Linked DNA regions of Homo sapiens: region 2 is linked to region 1. The links are chromatin loops, found by intact Hi-C in ENCODE. Cell type or tissue: CD4-positive, alpha-beta T cell. All regions are shown on one strand. Links, peaks and the distances in the headings refer to the core of each region. The heading gives the core; the rest is flanking DNA.

Region 1 (8,924 bases), core at 3,212-5,711:
GGCCAGAGAGGGCCCAAGGACTCTAAATTTTTAAGAGAATTTGCAGGAACACTCAGCACACTGATTATCAGCAAAACTGTAAGGATTTGATAACTTCAGTGCTAATCAGCTACAAAACTGCAGACGGACTTCCTATTACTGTTCAAATGAGCATATTTAGTTAACCCCAAAATATCACCAAGTAAAAGTAATTGCAGCAATCCCAACCAAAATCAAATTTCAAGATTTATAGCTATAAATCCTAAAATAATTTGCATAGAAAGCCTGTTGAAAATAATTTTCCCAGAGGCTGTTAAACACAGTAATTCATACTTTAGAAAGCATTTCCTTTACTTTAGAAATCTTTTTCAAAATACAAGTCTGTTTGTTTAATCTAAAACGAGAGGCTCGGTTTCACAAGCTGCTGTTTAATCAGTAGCTGAGTCCCACTGGCTTCACGGGCTTCCGTGAGGTCCTTTATCTGGAGCTGCTAAAAGCTTCCTCTGTACTCTGTGACCTAATATGCTGCAGAACAATAGAACTGGGTTTCCTTGTCTCACCACTATCCTAATATTAATAAGAAAGTGTGAGCTTAGAGAAATTCGTTCACATATACAAGATCTTTCTTTATTTCTAGTCCCCGTTTATGATGTGAATCCTGAGAATCTTAGAAAAGGCGCATCCATGTTTTCTAAGAGAAGAATGATCTGATAACTATGATCTGGGGAAAAGAACTGAACTGTAATCTTAGTTTGGCAATTTAACTGGGTGTGAAAACAGTGAACTTTCTCCCTTTACATAAAAGCTTCCTAGAGAGGACCAACAAGTCTTAGTCTACATAACAACAAGGGCCCTTACAGAAACACAGATTCTCAGGAAAAGAGGCTCCTAGACGGGGCGGGCGTAGGGGGCAAAACGGCATCCCAGCTCAAAGAAGAGGCCCAAAATAAAGTTCAACCAAGAAATGCCTTCTTGCCTGATGGGCAAGTGCAATCTATATATTTACATAGCTTTATTATGACTGAATAAGAAAATATCTTTTTCAGCTTCTGAGTCTAGCAATGAATCTAGATGATGAAGACACCATAGATAAATGATCTTCAGTTTAAAAGCTGAATTTCAGTTAACTGCATGCTTTCTCTAAGGCACCATTAAACTGGATAGACTGATCAGGCTTCAAGCAGAAAGAAGAACAAGGAGGCGAAAGACCCTATGAAATGGGTCTATCCTTATTTGAAAGTGTCTAGCTCTATCTTCACAAGGAGTGCAGGCTCCTAGATTACCAGAAGCTTTAGTTAGGTTTTTGGCGTGTAACTGCTCTTTTATCTACCATACATGGTCAAGCGGGATTCCTCTTTTTTAACCAGCGAGCTCACTAGTCAGGATTAGCTTAAAGGTTTTTTTTTAAACTTGGTCTAATATATCTTGGTCAAGAACCCACCTCAGCTAACGAGGATCAATAAACTCTTTTGGATGGAGAGACAAGCCCCTGAATATCTATGTCTGATTGTGCATCTTCCTTTCTTTTTTTTTTTTTTTTTTTTGAGACGGAGTCTCACTCTGTTGCCCAGGCTATGATGCAGTGGCACAATCTCGGCTCACTGTAAGCTCCGCTCCCTGGGTGCAAGCAATTTTCCTGCCTCAGCCTCCCAAATAGTTGGGATTACAGGCTCCCACCACCACGCACGGCTAATTTTTGTATATTTAGTAGAGAGGGAATTTCACCATGTTGGTCAGGCTGGTCTCGAACTCCTGACCTCAAGCAATCCACCCACCTGGGCCTCCCAAAGTGCTGGGATTACAGGTGTGATCCACTGCTCCCGGCCTGACTGTGCGTCTTTTCCACAGACTTTAACCCTAGGTACCCATTATTCATATGCAACACGTCAAAACATATACACCTATCCTACAAAGATCAGAATATGAAAGGAAAATTTGTAGCAAAAGTTGCTACAAATTACCAAATATTTCCTTATGCTATATGTATGTCAAGATTTGATATCTCTATTTACAGATTAACTTTTCTGATTGCTTTGTTCTACAACACCCCAACAAAATTCATTTTATAATTCATGACACCATAAAATTGTAAAAGAATGGAATAAAAACCGTGTAAGAAGTGTACAGGTGGCCAGGCGCGGTGGCTCACGCCTGTAATCCCAGCACTTTGGGAGGCTGAGGCGGGTGAATCACGAGGTCAGGAGTTCAAGACCGGCCTGGCCAAGATGATGAAACCCGTCTCTACTAAAAATACAAAAATTAGCCGGACATGGTGGCAGGGGCCTGTAGTCCCAGCTACACAGGAGGCTGAGGCAGAGAACTGCTTGAACTCGGAAGGGGGGGGTTGCAGTCAGCTGATATCGCACCGATGATGCACTCCAGCCTGGGTGACAGAGCAAGACTCCGTCTCAAAAAAAAAAAAAAAAAAAAAGTGTGCAGGCAGACATAGGTTCCTATAAAGAATCGATACTTCAAAATATATAAAAATCCAATTAAGTGTAAAGTCATCTGGAAATTTCTTGAATCCCCATCATATAAATACTCTTTACCTACTACACTATACTAGTGCTAACTTTCAATATCAATATCTTTAAATATCAACATCACCATCCTTCCACATAATCTTTCATTATTTCCCAGGCATTTCCTGTGACTCTTTCCGGGGTTGCCTATACACATCTGATAACATTTACTCTTCTTATCTATCGGATCAGAAAACAGAATTCACCTCACAAGTATTTGATCTAAGGCAGTAACAGAAATTTAGTGCTACATTATACGGTACAATGAGGACATTTAACGTTCAACTAAAGGGCACTCAATGACAAACCCTGATGTAGCTCTGGAAGCAATTACATGTAGCTTTCATCGTAGATTTGTTTGAAAAATATGTCTTTACTGGAGACAGTACATCCACATTCTGTACCCAATTAACATTATTCCAAAATAACTCTTGACCTCGAGAGTATTCCAAAACAGTTACAAGACTTAAAAAAAATCATACAACTAGGGGTATCTAAGACCTGGCTTTGGGGCTCTGCCTACAACGAAGCTGTGTCACCCTGGGTAGGTCATTTGACCCAACATGCCCAGTATCTCCTACTACGTAAAGAAGAAATTGGTCTAAATTTTCTTTAAGGTCTCTTCTAACTCTAACATTCTATGAATGTATGAAATTTCAATCTTTCCCCATTTCAAAGGTAATGGCGGCAGTCAATAACGCCAAGTTAGCCTAGATTTTTTTTTCCTTTTTAGAAAAATGACCCAACTTGGGATGTTTTCTTGGGTTGAAGTTTTATTTAGGAAAATAAACCCCAAATAAAAACGATGTTGAGAAAATGGGCGGGGGGGGAGAAAAGAAAATCATACACTGACGTTAGCTAAAATAGAAACTTCCATCACCCTTAAGCCAGTTTGTCAATAGTTATTCAACGCCTGCTACTCTAATCACTGGCTTCCTAAAATAGAAATATTTATAGTTGTTTCCTTCTCATCCCCGGAGATACATTCCGAATAAAAAGCACAGCGTCTAAAATCAATTTACAACTTCAGAATAAGTTGCAAGGAGCGAAAACAAACTCCGCACAGCTCGCCAAGTCATTTGCATTTAAGTATGATTAGGGCTAAGAAACGGTTCTTATGAGATGCGAAAAAAAAGCACAAGAGGCAGGTGACATCTGGAAAGGGAAGCTGAACTGCCAGGAAGCGATATAAGCTGAGGATCTTAAGGCAACAGGTCCAGGGCCGGCACCGCAGCCTATCCCGGGAGGGGTCGGTGGCTGCTACCTCGCCCGCCGCCCTCCCCAGCCCCAACGACGTCGCCTCGCTCCCGCCCCCCCAAATCCCACGCCCCTGCGGCAGAAATCTCCCTAATCACTCGCCTCCCTGGGCTTCCCGCCCCCGGCAGGCCCTCCGATTCCTCGGCGCCGAGGCCGGCCCGGCCCTGCCGCCCCCTCCCCTCCACGCCGAAGACCCCGCAGCCCCGTCCCCGCCGCGGGCCCGCTCACCTGCACCTGTTTGCGGAAGTGGCGCGGCCCCAGCACTGCCGGCGATCAGGAGGACCAGCAGCAGCAGCAGCAGCCTCCGCCGCAACGCCGGCGGCCCCGGCATCTCGCCCACGGCGCGGCTCCGGGGCCGGCCCTCGAGTCGCCTTCCGTCCGTCCGTCCGTTCGCCCGTCAGTCGATCCTGCCTCCCTCCGCTGCCTCAGTGGCACCCGCGCCGGTTGCTCCCGAGCACACGTTGCTTCTGCCAAACCTCGGTCCGGCTCCCGGTCCGCACCTGCCGCTCCAGTCGCAGAAACACCATCCTTCCCGCCCGCCTGCGCCGCCGCCGCCGCCTCTCAACAGCAGCAACGCCAGCAGCCCTGCGGAGCGGCGGGCCTGGGAAGCCGCGCTCCCGCCGCCATGATGGGCTGCGTCATGTGACGTAGCGCGGGGGCGGGATGTCGTGATGGACAGGGCGGCCAGCCACTCGTCAGTCCACACCGGCCCAGGAGGCCCCGCCCATCATCCTGAAGGAGTGAGCGGTGGCGGCCGGTGCGCCCCCTGCAGACGGAGGAGTGCGTGGGCAGCAGGTAACACCAACAATTATTTTAAATTGAAAAATACAGGAAAATGTAAAGAAGACCATGACAATCATCCTGATATTTTTTTCTCGGTGTTTTATAACATGCAAAAATAGGCCTGTCTTGTCTTCTGCCTTTTTTTTTTTTTTACTTGTCAGAGCTGTTTTAGGCTCTTCTCCTTAAGTTGACCTACACATCCTCTCAGCCATCAAACAGCTTTGGGCTTTTCACTTGAATTGATCAAGAGAATGCCTCTCTCGGCATCACCCACTGACTCACCTCCTGAGCTCAAGCTGTTGCCTCTTGTCCACCTGGCAGACACTCTTCCTTTCATCTGTCGAGACTCACCTGACATATGACTTCATCTATGACTCTCTAGGAGAAATGACTGTCATCTCCTTAGTGCCCCGCCCTGGCCCTGTGTGGACTGCTATCCTAGCTGCAGTATCCTATTGACCCGTGACTGTAAGCTCCCTGAGGACAGCAACTGTGTCTGATTCAGCTGGTGGGAAATCCCTGGTGCAGGACCTGGGTCGGAGCAGGTGTTCTCTAAAGCAATGGTGCATGGCCCTGGTCCCAGGTACCAGGGCAGAGCAGCTCCCAGGGGTGGCCTTCTCCCCACCAAGAGGTGAGGTGAGAACACAGTCCTGCAGAGAGGATAGAGAAAGCACTCTCCAGACACAAGTAATATAGTGGTCAGAGGCATGGGGGTTGGGAAAATGCTAAGCTTTTCTGGAGAGGCGCTATGGTTCAGTGTGTGCATGAGAGGAGCTGATTTCAATCTTATCAGATGAGACTTTGCCACCTGGCAACAGTGTAACCTCCCCAATTCTCCAAACTCCCCAAATGTCCATCCTAAATGCCAGCTGTCGATGATGTTAACACAGCACTGGACACACAGATGATGCCCAGGGAATATTTGTTGGATGATTGAGGCAAGCCAATAAATATCTAAGGAGACAAATACCTGGAACGAGAAACATTGAATTTAAAAGTCCATGGCTTGGCTGGGCACGGTGGCTCACACCTGTAATCTCAGCACTTTGGGAGGCCAAGGTGGGTGAATCACTTCAGACCAGGAGTTCAAGACCAGCCTGGCCAACATGGTCATACCCCATCTCTACTAAAAATACAAAAAGTATTAGCCAGACACGGTGACGCATGCCTGTAATCCCAGCTGCTTGGGAGGCTGAGGCAGGAAAATTGCTCGAACCCAGGAGGCGGAGGTTGCGGTGAGCTGAGATCACACCGCTGCACTCCAGCCTGGGCGACACAGCGAGACTCTGTCTTAAAAAAAAAAAAGTTCACGGCTTTCTGCTGATTATATGCAGAATTGGTAAGGAAGGCAAAGGTCTAGGAAAGAGACACAATCACCCTGTTGTACTTCTACTTCTTTTTTTTTTTTCTTTGAGACAGAGTCTGTCTCTGTCACCAGGCTAGAATGCAGTGGTGCGATCTCAGCTCACTGCAACCTCTGCCTCCTGGGTTCAAGCGATTCTCCTGCCTCAGCCTCCTGAGTAGCTGGGACTACAGGTGCCCGCCACCACACCTGGCTAATTTTTGTATTTTCAGTAGAGACAGGATTTCACCATGTTGGCCAGGATGGTCTCGATCTCTTGACCTCGTGATCTGCCCACTCCGGCCTCCCAAAGTGCTGGGGTTACAGGCATGAGCCACCGCGCCTAGCCTATACTTCTACTTCTATCAGGAAGCTTCTCACTTTGAGTTCAGAGAAGCCAGGGACACCCACACTGTGTACTGCAAGGAGGCTCGTGACTGCCTGCTGTAGTGCTGGCCTAAGGAAGGCCTTACCTGATAATCCTGGTAGTGGTTATTTACAACTAAAGTGCACTCCAACAGCACGTTGGACCACAATCCCAAAGTAGATTTTGCTATTATTTGAGCAAGCCCAAAAGTTAAAACAAACAAACAAATAAACAAACTTCTTTTCCTCTTTCACAGAACAGGGGTTACAGTGCACATCCCCCAGATGATGTCTAAAGGCAGCCTTTGCCCCACCACCCACCTCACCGTGTATGCCTTTACTCAATACTTGAAGACTTCCAGTTAGAGATGTTATTAAACAAACAAAAACCTGTTGGCTTTGTTTAGTTTCACCCAGAAGTCAGAAAACAGCCTTTAGCACAATTTGGAAATCAATACCTAAGATTAGAAGCAATATCTTTCAGTGTTTTACAGCCATTCTTTTTTTTTTTTCTTTTTTGAAACAGGGTCTCGCTCTGTCACCCAGGCTGGAGTACAGTGGTGTGATCTTGGCTCACTGCAACTTCTGCCTCCCATGCTCAAGTGATTCTCCTGCCTCTGCCTCCTGAGTAGCTGGGGTTACAGGCGCCCGCCACCACACCTGGCTAATTTTTGTATTTTTAGGAGAGACAGGGTTTCACCATGTTGGCCAGGTTGGTCTTGAACTTCTGACCTCAAGTGATCTGCCCACTTCGGCCTCTCAAAGTGTTGGGATTATAGGCATGAGCCACCACGCCCAGCCCTTTACAGCCATTCTTGCAAGTTTTCCTTCATGCCAAGCCTCTTTCAAGTTTTCCTTCATGCCAAGCTATCGCTTGGAAGACCCTCCTGCCAGTGTCTGTCCTGCCAGCAAGCTCTGGCTGAGGCCTGGATGCTGAAGGATGTGGAGTCAGCTTAGTATTGGATGAGCACTTCTGGAGCTCTGGCACCTAGCAGATACTCTAAAGGTTCACAGAGCTCAGCTGGATCAAATGGGGCACCCAGGAGGCCTGTTGGTGGGGTCCTGGAGCTGCTGGTGCCAACTCATGAAAGCCAATTGTTAACATGTTCAGGAATTATGCGCATTGGTTGTTCAACACAGCCATTGTTAAAATTTAAGTTATAGGCAGTGGCTCACGCCTGTAATCCCAGCACTTTGGAAGGCCTAGACAGGTGGATCACTTGAGGTCAGGAGTTCAAGGCCAGCCAGGCCAAGATGGCCTGGGCATGGTGGCTGGCACCTGTTATCCCGGCTTCTCATGAGGCAGAGGCAGGAGAATCACTTGAACCCAGGAGGCAGAGGTTGCAGTGAGCTGAGATTATGCCATTGCACTCCAGCCTGGGCAACAGAGTGAGACTCCATCTCAAAAATAAATAAATAAATTATATAAATGTATAATTAAACAAATTATTTTAAAAACAAAGGTCATGAGGGAAGCATTTGGATACGATTTGGGCTTGTGTTCCCACCCGGTCTCATGTGTGGAGATGTAATCCACAGTTTTGGAGGTGGGGCCTGGTAGGAGGTGATCGGATCATGGGAGAGGGTTCTCATGAATGGTTCAGCGCCATCCTCTTGGTGCTGTTCTTGTGATGGCGAGTGATCTTTGACGAGATCTAGTTGTTTAAAAAGTGTGTAGCACCTCCTCCCTCTCTCTCTCTACTGTTCCCACCGTGTGAGATGCCTCGCTCCTCCTTTGCGTACTGCCATCATAGTAAGTTTTCTGAAGCCTTTCAGAAGCCAAGCAGATTCTAGCATCATGCTTCCTGTACAACTTGCAGAACCATATGCCAATTAAACCTCTTTTCTTTATACATTACCCAATCTTAGGTATTCCTTATAGCAATGCAAGAATGGACTGATACTTGAAGAATGGAAGGCAAGAAGAGCACTAGCAAAATTGTCCACATAAACTTCTTCAGAACTCTAGGAATTTGCCAGAGGTTTGCAATATCATGAGTCAATTTGTTAAAGAAAAATGGCTGAGGCCAGGTGTGGTGGCTCACGCCCGTAATACGAACACTTTGGGAGGCTGAGGTAGGAGGATCACCTGAGCCTGGGAGTTTGAGAGCAGCCTGGGTAACATAGTGAGACCCCAATCTCTACTAAAAATAAATAATTAGCCAGGCACAGTGGCACATGCCTGTAGTCCCAGCACTTTGGCAGGCTGAGATGGGAGGATTGCTTCAGCCCAGAAATTTGAGGCTGCAGTGAACTGTGATTCCACCACTGCACTCCAGCCTGTGCTACATAGTGAAACCCTGTCTCTTAAAATAAAGAAAAGGAAAATGGCCAAATCTCATAAGAATAATGAGCTTCATGAAATTTTTACTTGCCCTATTTCCATTCTTCTCTCCCCACCTCTGTGATAGCCTTGAAAACCAGCAACTTCACCACCATGGGAACTGTGGAAATAAGCAGGCTAGCAGCTACCAGAGGGGGCAGAATAGGTTTGGAGCTCCCCCAAAACCTGTATCCCCAAAGAACTGTGACTATCTGACCTGTCTGGCAGCTCCTTAGAAAGGCACTATTTTCAGGGCTTTTCTTCATTTGATATGACTCAGAAATGCCTCAGTGAAAATAGTCCTATCCTGTTTGTTGAAAATAATCAGTGACAACTGTTTAACATTGCAATT
Region 2 (7,848 bases), core at 1,976-4,475, 240 kb after region 1:
GTCACCCAGGCTGGAGTGCAGTGGTGCGATCTCGGCTTACTGCAACCTCTGCCTCCCAGGTTCAAGCAATTCTCCTGCCTCAGCCTCCCAAGTAGCTGGGACTACAGGCACCTGCCACCATGCCCAGCTAATTTTTTGTATTTTAGTAAAGACAGGGTTTCACCATGTTGCCCAGGGTGGTCTGGAACTCCTGAGCTCAGGTAATCTGCCCACCTTGACCTCTCAAAGTGCTACCAAGAATATCTTTATAGCTGGTTCTTGTTTGTTTTGAGCCAGATTTCATTCAAGGTTCATGCATTTGGTTGGTATGTTTCTTGGTATTTTTTGAGACTTCTTGATAGATACCTGTCAGGCATTGATAGAGATTTACATCCTAATCACATTTTGGACATTTTTATCTGTGAACAATAGCTTTTGTCATTGTTTGTTGCCTGCTCATAGGAAGACTCTTAATAATAGTCTTCTCATTTAAAAAGTTTTAAAATAGTTATTCAGGAAATTCCTTTTACACATTTCTTTATTCCTTTATTAAGGGTCTACTATGCACCAGACATCATTTTTCTAGGTGATTGGAGATGAAATGGTGAAAAGGAAAGGCAAGAATGGAATTTCCTGCTAGTGGGAGGTAGAAGAAGAGAGTATTAAAAATTTTTTCTAAGTCAAATAATGTCATATACATGAGAACGCTAGGTGGTATTATGGCATTATCAGCTTGGCTTTCCCCTTAAATGAAATAGGAAGTGCCCTGTTTCACTTGAACAGTGTTATTTCTTTTATTAAAAAGTTACAAGAAGTTAAATATTTTGAAAATAATTAATTTCTATTCTAAATTAGCCAAATGTTATATTTGTAAAAGTAGAGAAGTTTGTTCCATTGCTTCTACCAAGCATCTAAGTTTATGTAGTTGGGGCAGCTAGCAGTCTGTCTAATGAGCAGAATGTATACTTTAGGCTTATATAAAGTATTCAGAAATCCCCCCCACACCTCCTTTTTGGTAAAAATAAAGTTTACCACTACAATAAAATACAGCCAGAGGTGTACTGGGAGTAGAAGGAGACTGAATGAAAGAAAGGAGGAATGGGGTAAAGGCTGGGGCAAAGAGCAGGCCCTCTCCCTGCAGGGGAGTATCAGGGCCTGCAGCCAAGTCAAATGACAGCATGACGTCAGGAGGCAAGATTTGAGGGCTTTTATTTAAGGTGCAGCATTGGAGTTTGGTTTTAGGAGAGTAGGAAGTAATACATCCGTTACCCAAAGGACCCTTCTCCTTTTTAAATAAGTTACCTGCAAAGTTTAGGCCAAAGAGGTGGGTAAGGTAGATTTGGGAAGCTGTTGCTTACTAATATCACCGAATGCTTTATGGTCACTAACCCTTCAGGCAGTTCAGCCCAGAAGAGTCAGCAGAAGACTGTTTACAGGCCCCCACCTGCTAGTTACAGATCATCCCTGATAGAGCAGAGAGGGGTGACCAGGTAGTGACTTTGTAGTCACTGGAGGCAAAGCCCATTTTTGGACAGTTCAGTGAGGACTTATAGACAAAAGATTCACAAATTATGGAGTGAGTTGGATGGAGTGTGAAGCATATTTATGGGTCATGCACATACATAATAGGTTTACTTTTTGAAATTTGAAAGCATGTTTTAAGCTTATCTAGGATTTCCACCTGATTTAAACCTCTTCTTTCTCTAATGTCAGCCAAAAACCCGAGTACAAAGAAGAAAGAGGAATACATCAAGGACTTTTCATCCTCATAGTTTGCCATTAATGGCTCATAGTTTGCCGTTGATGGTGGAGAGTGTCAGAATTGGGGAGTAGCCTAATCAAACCTTCTTACTCTGCATGCAGTGGCAGACAGTCCCTTTGCTGTTCTTTTGGGGAATGCAGACTAATAAAGCGCCACCGTCATTTTATCTATCAGTAAGGAGTAGCTTTAATGCTGCTGCAGTGGTGGAAGCACTGGGCATTGTCATCCACCCCTGGGGACCAGCAGCTTTGTTTTGGATCATGTATCTGTTATTGTGATGGAGCCATTTATTTTTCAGGGAATGATGCCAAATGATGTTTGTCCCTTTGCTTTACATTTTTATAGCTAGGACTTTGAAGCTGAACTGGAGGAACTTCTTAGCCAATACTATCTTCTCAAATCAAAAGTTTATAGTTGCAAAAGACACGTTTTTTAGTGTCATGGCAACCAGGCAACCTATTATCTTAACTTAAATTTAGAGGTTGAGCATCCCTAATCTGAAAATCTGAAATTTGAAATGCTCCAAAATCTGAAACTTTTTGAGCACTGACATGACATTACATGTGCATTTTGATGTCACAGTCAAAATGCAGGTGTAAAACACGCAGTTTATTTGGCGTTCCCTAGGGAAAAAAGACCCTCTCAGCCCGCTTCAGCTGCAGTATAACTTTTCTACACATGCCCGGATTTCCCCATGCAAGCACGCCCACAAAGGGTAATAGAATGGCACATGTTCAAGCTGGATACGCCATTGGCAGGATCCCCACAGATGGGACTTATGTGCATTATCCATTGTGTATTTTTGCTTATTTTCTGCTCTGTGGTGTTAAGATACTGAAAATGTCAAAAAGACCTGTAGATATTTCTATGAGCAGCAGTGATAAGGAAAAGTAGAAACACTTATAACACAGAAAGTCAAGCTGTAGGAGAAACTGGACTGTAGTATAAAGGTATAGATGACATGGTGAAAATGTGTGATAGAGATATTGAAGGACTAGAGCTACCTGCATTCATAACAGAACAAGAGGTCATGTCAGTTTATAAAATCAAAGAGAGCCTTCCAAGACAAAAGCCATTGTTAATGAAGCAGATGACTCTGGAGAAACATTTAAAAGTCATCTGGCCGAATGCCTCTTCAATCTCAGAGGACCCGCTTCCTAGTTGCTCAGCTGCTTCTGATGTTTCTTCTCACCTGAAAAAGGAAAAAAAAATACAGTGTATAGTAACCTTTTAATCAAAACGCAGCATTGTAGGTGGAGTCTGAAAGCCTGCCATTGTTTGTACAGCTGTTTAACAGCTGATGCAGGTATTCTGGTGATTCTACTATGCTACTTATTACTTTCTTACTGTATTAATGGTATGTCATATTTTATAAGCATATGAAAATGATTGCTCATCAGCAGCATAATAAATTCAGAGTCAGGAATGATGGTCAATGATGTCAAACAGCCACAGATTTTCCACATGGTAGCTGAGATAGTGACCCCTTTGCTTTCTGATGGTTCCATGTATGCAAACTTTGTTTCATGCACAAAATTATTTGAAATATTATATAAAATTACCTTTAGGTTTTGTGTATAAGATATATGAAACATAAATGAAGTTCATGTTTAGACTTGGGTCTCATGCCCAAGATATCTCACATATATGCAAATATTCCAAAGTCCAAAACACAAAACACTTCTGGTTCCAAACATTTCAGATAAGGGATACTCAATCTGTATATATATAAATATATGTATGTATTACATATATGGTATGTATATAATATACATTTCCATCCCTCCACAGGTTACTGTTCTGGCACATTCCCATTATGTTCTGTTTATCAGACTGCAACTAAAATTTTCATGGGTTCGGCTTTATGTTGAACAGAATTTGCAGAATATGAGTTGAAGCGAACCATAGTTTAATAATGCTGTGATTCTCCTAAATCACCAAAGTGCATGAAAGGATTATAGAGCTCAGAAATACTGAAGCATCTTTGCAATAAAAAATTATTAGTGAATGTACAAGGAGTCTAACATTTTGGTTTTGCTTTCGCTTCCTAAGATGCAACAGCATTTTGAATTTGAATACCAGACCAAAGTGGATGGTGAGATAATCCTTCATCTTTATGACAAAGGAGGAATTGAGCAAACAATTTGTATGTTGGATGGTGTGTTTGCATTTGTTTTACTGGATACTGCCAATAAGAAAGTGTTCCTGGGTAGAGATACATATGGAGTCAGACCTTTGTTTAAAGCAATGACAGAAGATGGATTTTTGGCTGTATGTTCAGAAGCTAAAGGTAATAATAAATTTTTCTATAGATTTTCATTATTGTCTTGGTTGTACGTTTTCTTTTAAATTATATTTGAAAATCTCTTAGAGAGCAATCCAGAATTTTACAAGTGACTAAGTTATGAGTCTTTACCTTTTTTTAAAAAAACAGAGGAGTTGTACTCTCCTTTTCAGCACTTAAATTCTGTAATCCTTGAAGGATGATTCTTTAGTGCAGTCGTTTATTTTTTGCTGTGCTAATATGCTCTACATCTAGCTTGATCTTAAGTGCAGTTTTAAGTTTTCCTGTGTCATACTATAATCGTAGGGTTGACTCTGCAATTATTGCATTGTGGTACTTTGCGCAGTTATAGCACAGCAAGTGTTAGGATTTCTAAAACAGCTTTATTGATAATTCACATACCATGTAATTCACCCACTTGAAGTATACAGTTCAGTGGTTTTTAGTATATTCACAGATGTTGGTAAACAACACTCCAATCAGTTTTAGGATTGTTTTTCCACCTCAAAAAAAACCAAATCAAATCCTATGCCCTTTACCTTAGTTTTTGCTGGCAGGATCAACTAGGTTTTTGTTTGTTTGTTTGTTTGAAGAGATGGGGTCTTGCTCAGTCGCCCAGCCCAGGCTGGAGTGCGGTGGTTTGATAGCTCAGTGCAGCCTTGAACTCGTGGGCTCAAGCGATTCTCCCACCTCAGCCTCCCTAGTAGCTAGGAGTATAGGCATGCACCACAACACCCTGCCTCCTGTGCCCTTTAGCTTTGAATTCCATCTCTCCATATCCATCAGCTGCACCCCTGCAGTTGTAGCCCCGGCAATCACCAGTCTTTCTGCCTCTGGATTCCCTATTCTGTATGTTTCATATGAACGGGATTATATATCATACCGGCTTTTGTGACTGGATTCTTTCACTTGGTATAGTGCTTTCAAGATTTGTCTATGCCGTAGCATGTATCAGTACTTACTTCTTATGGCCAAATGATATTCCATTACATGGATACACTGCATTTTGTTTATTCGCTTGTCAGTTGATGGACATTTAGGACATTATTTACCCCTTTTGGCTATTATGAATAATGCTGCTATAAACATTGGTGTACAAGTTTTTGTGTGGACATTTCCCTTGGGTGTATATCTAGGAGTAGAATTGCTGGGACACATGATAACTATGTTCAGTTGAAGAACTGCCAGACTAATTTTTGAAATGGCTGCATCATTTTTTATTCACTCCAGCAGTGTATTAAAATTTCTGTTTCTCCACATCTTCACAAACAGTGTGTGACTTTAATTCTAGCCATTCTAGTGTATGTGAAGTGGTATCTCATTGTGATTTTGATTTGTATTTTCCTGTTGACAGTGATGTCCAGCATCTTATCTTATGCTTATTGGCCATTTGTATATCTTCTTTGGAGAAATATTTGTTCAGATCCTTTGCCATTTTTTTTTCCTGTTAGGGATCATTTTATTTTAAAAACATAATAGACTTTATTTTTTTTTTTGAGCAGTTTTAGAAAAAATTGAGAGGAAAGTGCAGAGAGTTCACATATGCTCCCCCTACAGTGCCCCTGCCCAGTTTTCCCCACTCTTAACATCTTGCATTACTGTGCTACATTTATTAGATTTGATGAACTGATACTTATATATTAACTGAAGTTCATAGTTTACATAAGGGTTCACTCTTTGTGTTTTATAGATTTTTGGATTTGACAAATGTTTAATGCCATGTACCCACCATTACAGTATTATGTAGAACAGTTTCATTGCCCTAAAAATCTCCTGTGCTCCACTTATTCTTTCCTCCCGTCCTCTTCCTCCTAACCCCCCAGTCATTACTGATCTTTTTGCTTTCTCTCTCACTTTGCCTTTCCCAGAATGTCGTATAATAGTTGTAATCATATAGTATGTAGCTTTTTCAGACTGGCTTCTTTCACCTAGCAGTATACATTTATAGTTCTTCTGTGTTTTTTCATGGCTTGATAGCTCATTTATTATTATTATTATTATACTTTAAGTTCTAGGGTACATGTGCATAACGTGCAGGTTTGTTACATATGTATACATGTGCCATGTTGGTGTGCTTGCTGAATAATATTCCATTTGTTTGCATGCAATGCAATTTGTTTATCCATTCTTGAATTACCCATTTCTAATTGAGTTATTTTGTCTTTTTATTACTGAATTGTAATAGTTCCTTATGTATTCTAGATACAAATCCCTTCTGTTCATCAGGGTTGCAGGATACAAGATGAATATACAAAAATCAATGGTATTTGACACACTTTAACTGAATACTACATACTTAAAATGAGCAATCAAAATGAAATTAAGAAAGCAACTTCATTTATAATAGCATCAAAAAGAATAAAATACTTAGAAATAAATTTAAGAAGTGTAAAACTTGTACTCTGAAAACTATAAAATGTTGTTGAAAGAAATGAGAGGAGATCTAAATAAATGGAAAAGTATCCCATGATCATGATTTGAAGGCTTAACATTGTTAAGATGGCAGTCCTCCCTAAACTGATTTACAGATTTAACTTGATCCCTATCAGAATCCCAGATGAGTTCTTTGTGAAATCTACAAGCTGACTCTCAAATTCATATGGAATTGCAAGAGACTAAGAATAGCCAAAACAATCTTTTGAAAATGAAGAACAAAGTAGGAGACCTCATATTAACTGATTTTAAAACTTACTACAAGACAATGGTAATAAGGACAATATAATACTGACAGAAGGATAGATGTATAGACTAGTGGGATAGAATTGAGAGTCAGAAATGAACCCATACATATATGATCAACTTATTTTTGACAAGGGTGCCAAGATTATTCAGTGGAGAAAGAAGTTTGAAAACTGGCACAGGGGCAACCAGATATGTAACCATATGCAAAACTTGGAGTTGAATCTTTACCCAACATCGTATACAAAAATTATGGATACAGAAAAATGGATCAGGCCAGGCGCGATGGCTTATGCCTGTAATCCCAGCACTTTGGGAGGCCGAGGCGGGTGGATCACGAGGTCAGGAGATCGAGACCATCCTGGCTAACACAGTGAAACCCCGTCTCTACTAAAAATTAGCCGGGCGTGGTGGCGGGCGCCTGTAGTCCCAGCTACTCAGGAGGCTGAGGCAGGAGAATGGCGTGAACCCGGGAGACGGAGCTTGCGGTAAGCCGAGATCGCGCAACTGCACTCCAGCCTGAGTGACAGAGCGAGACTCATCTCAAAAAAAAAAAAAAAAAGGATCAAATGAATCAGTTTTGAACTAATCCACTTAAATGTAAGGGCTAAAACTATAAAATCCCGAGAAGCAAACATAGAAGTAAATTGTCATGACCCTGGATTTGGCAAAGCTTTCTTAAATATGAGACCAGCAACAATAATAAAAATCAATGAATTGGACTTCATCAAAATTAAACATTTTTGCACATCAAAGGACACCATCAAGAAAGTGAAAAGACGGCCCACAAGTTGGAAGAAAATACTTGCAAATCATGCATAGCACTTTTTGATGGTAAACTTGAGGAAGACATTTATCTTTTATCCCTTACCTGTGCAGCAGTAACATCCTAATATCTCTCTCCCTGCCTCTTTTTGCCATTCTTTAAATTCTTTCTCACTTAATTTTCAGATTTAATATTGGCTGAAGCAGGGATAATGAGATCAATCAAAGGGGTCCTTAGGACACTAGTCACAGTGTTTGTACTAATACTGGAACTGGCTTATTTTCAGGCATTTCTAGTGTGATCAGATGGCAAAGAACAAGCATATATATATGTCAGTTGCCAGGACTGCTGGGAAAGCCTGGTAAAGAGAACACTGGG

What was found. A loop is a pair of places that touch in the nucleus more often than their neighbours do. Peaks named below come from ENCODE experiments on the same cell type or tissue, not always from the same donor. Only the 100,000 strongest peaks of a DNase experiment are listed, where the experiment ranks them.
Region 2: a loop joins it to region 1, with 2.7 times the contacts of the local background. A loop is called at or near these places in 6 of 110 quality-filtered maps.

What each region holds. Positions count from the first base shown.
Region 1 is chr7:98,102,343-98,111,266 of GRCh38, reverse strand. It overlaps LMTK2 (lemur tyrosine kinase 2), which reads right to left and starts at 4,405. Exons shown (of 14, transcript NM_014916.4): 1 at 3,987-4,405. The coding sequence starts at 4,089. In CD4-positive, alpha-beta T cell, for the core only: a CTCF peak has its summit at 4,532 (motif pointing left); DNase peaks (open chromatin) are centred at 4,076, 4,466 and 4,866; H3K4me3 peaks cover 1,247 bases; H3K27ac peaks cover 242 bases.
Region 2 is chr7:97,860,442-97,868,289 of GRCh38, reverse strand. ASNS (asparagine synthetase (glutamine-hydrolyzing)) reads left to right here. Exons shown (of 13, transcript NM_001673.5): 4 at 3,794-4,031. CZ1P-ASNS (CZ1P-ASNS readthrough) reads left to right here. Exons shown (of 19, transcript NR_147989.1): 10 at 3,794-4,031. Among named protein-coding and RNA genes, the nearest start is that of ASNS, 8.0 kb to the left of the region's middle. In CD4-positive, alpha-beta T cell, for the core only: no CTCF peak of the experiment used is centred there; no DNase peak of the experiment used is centred there.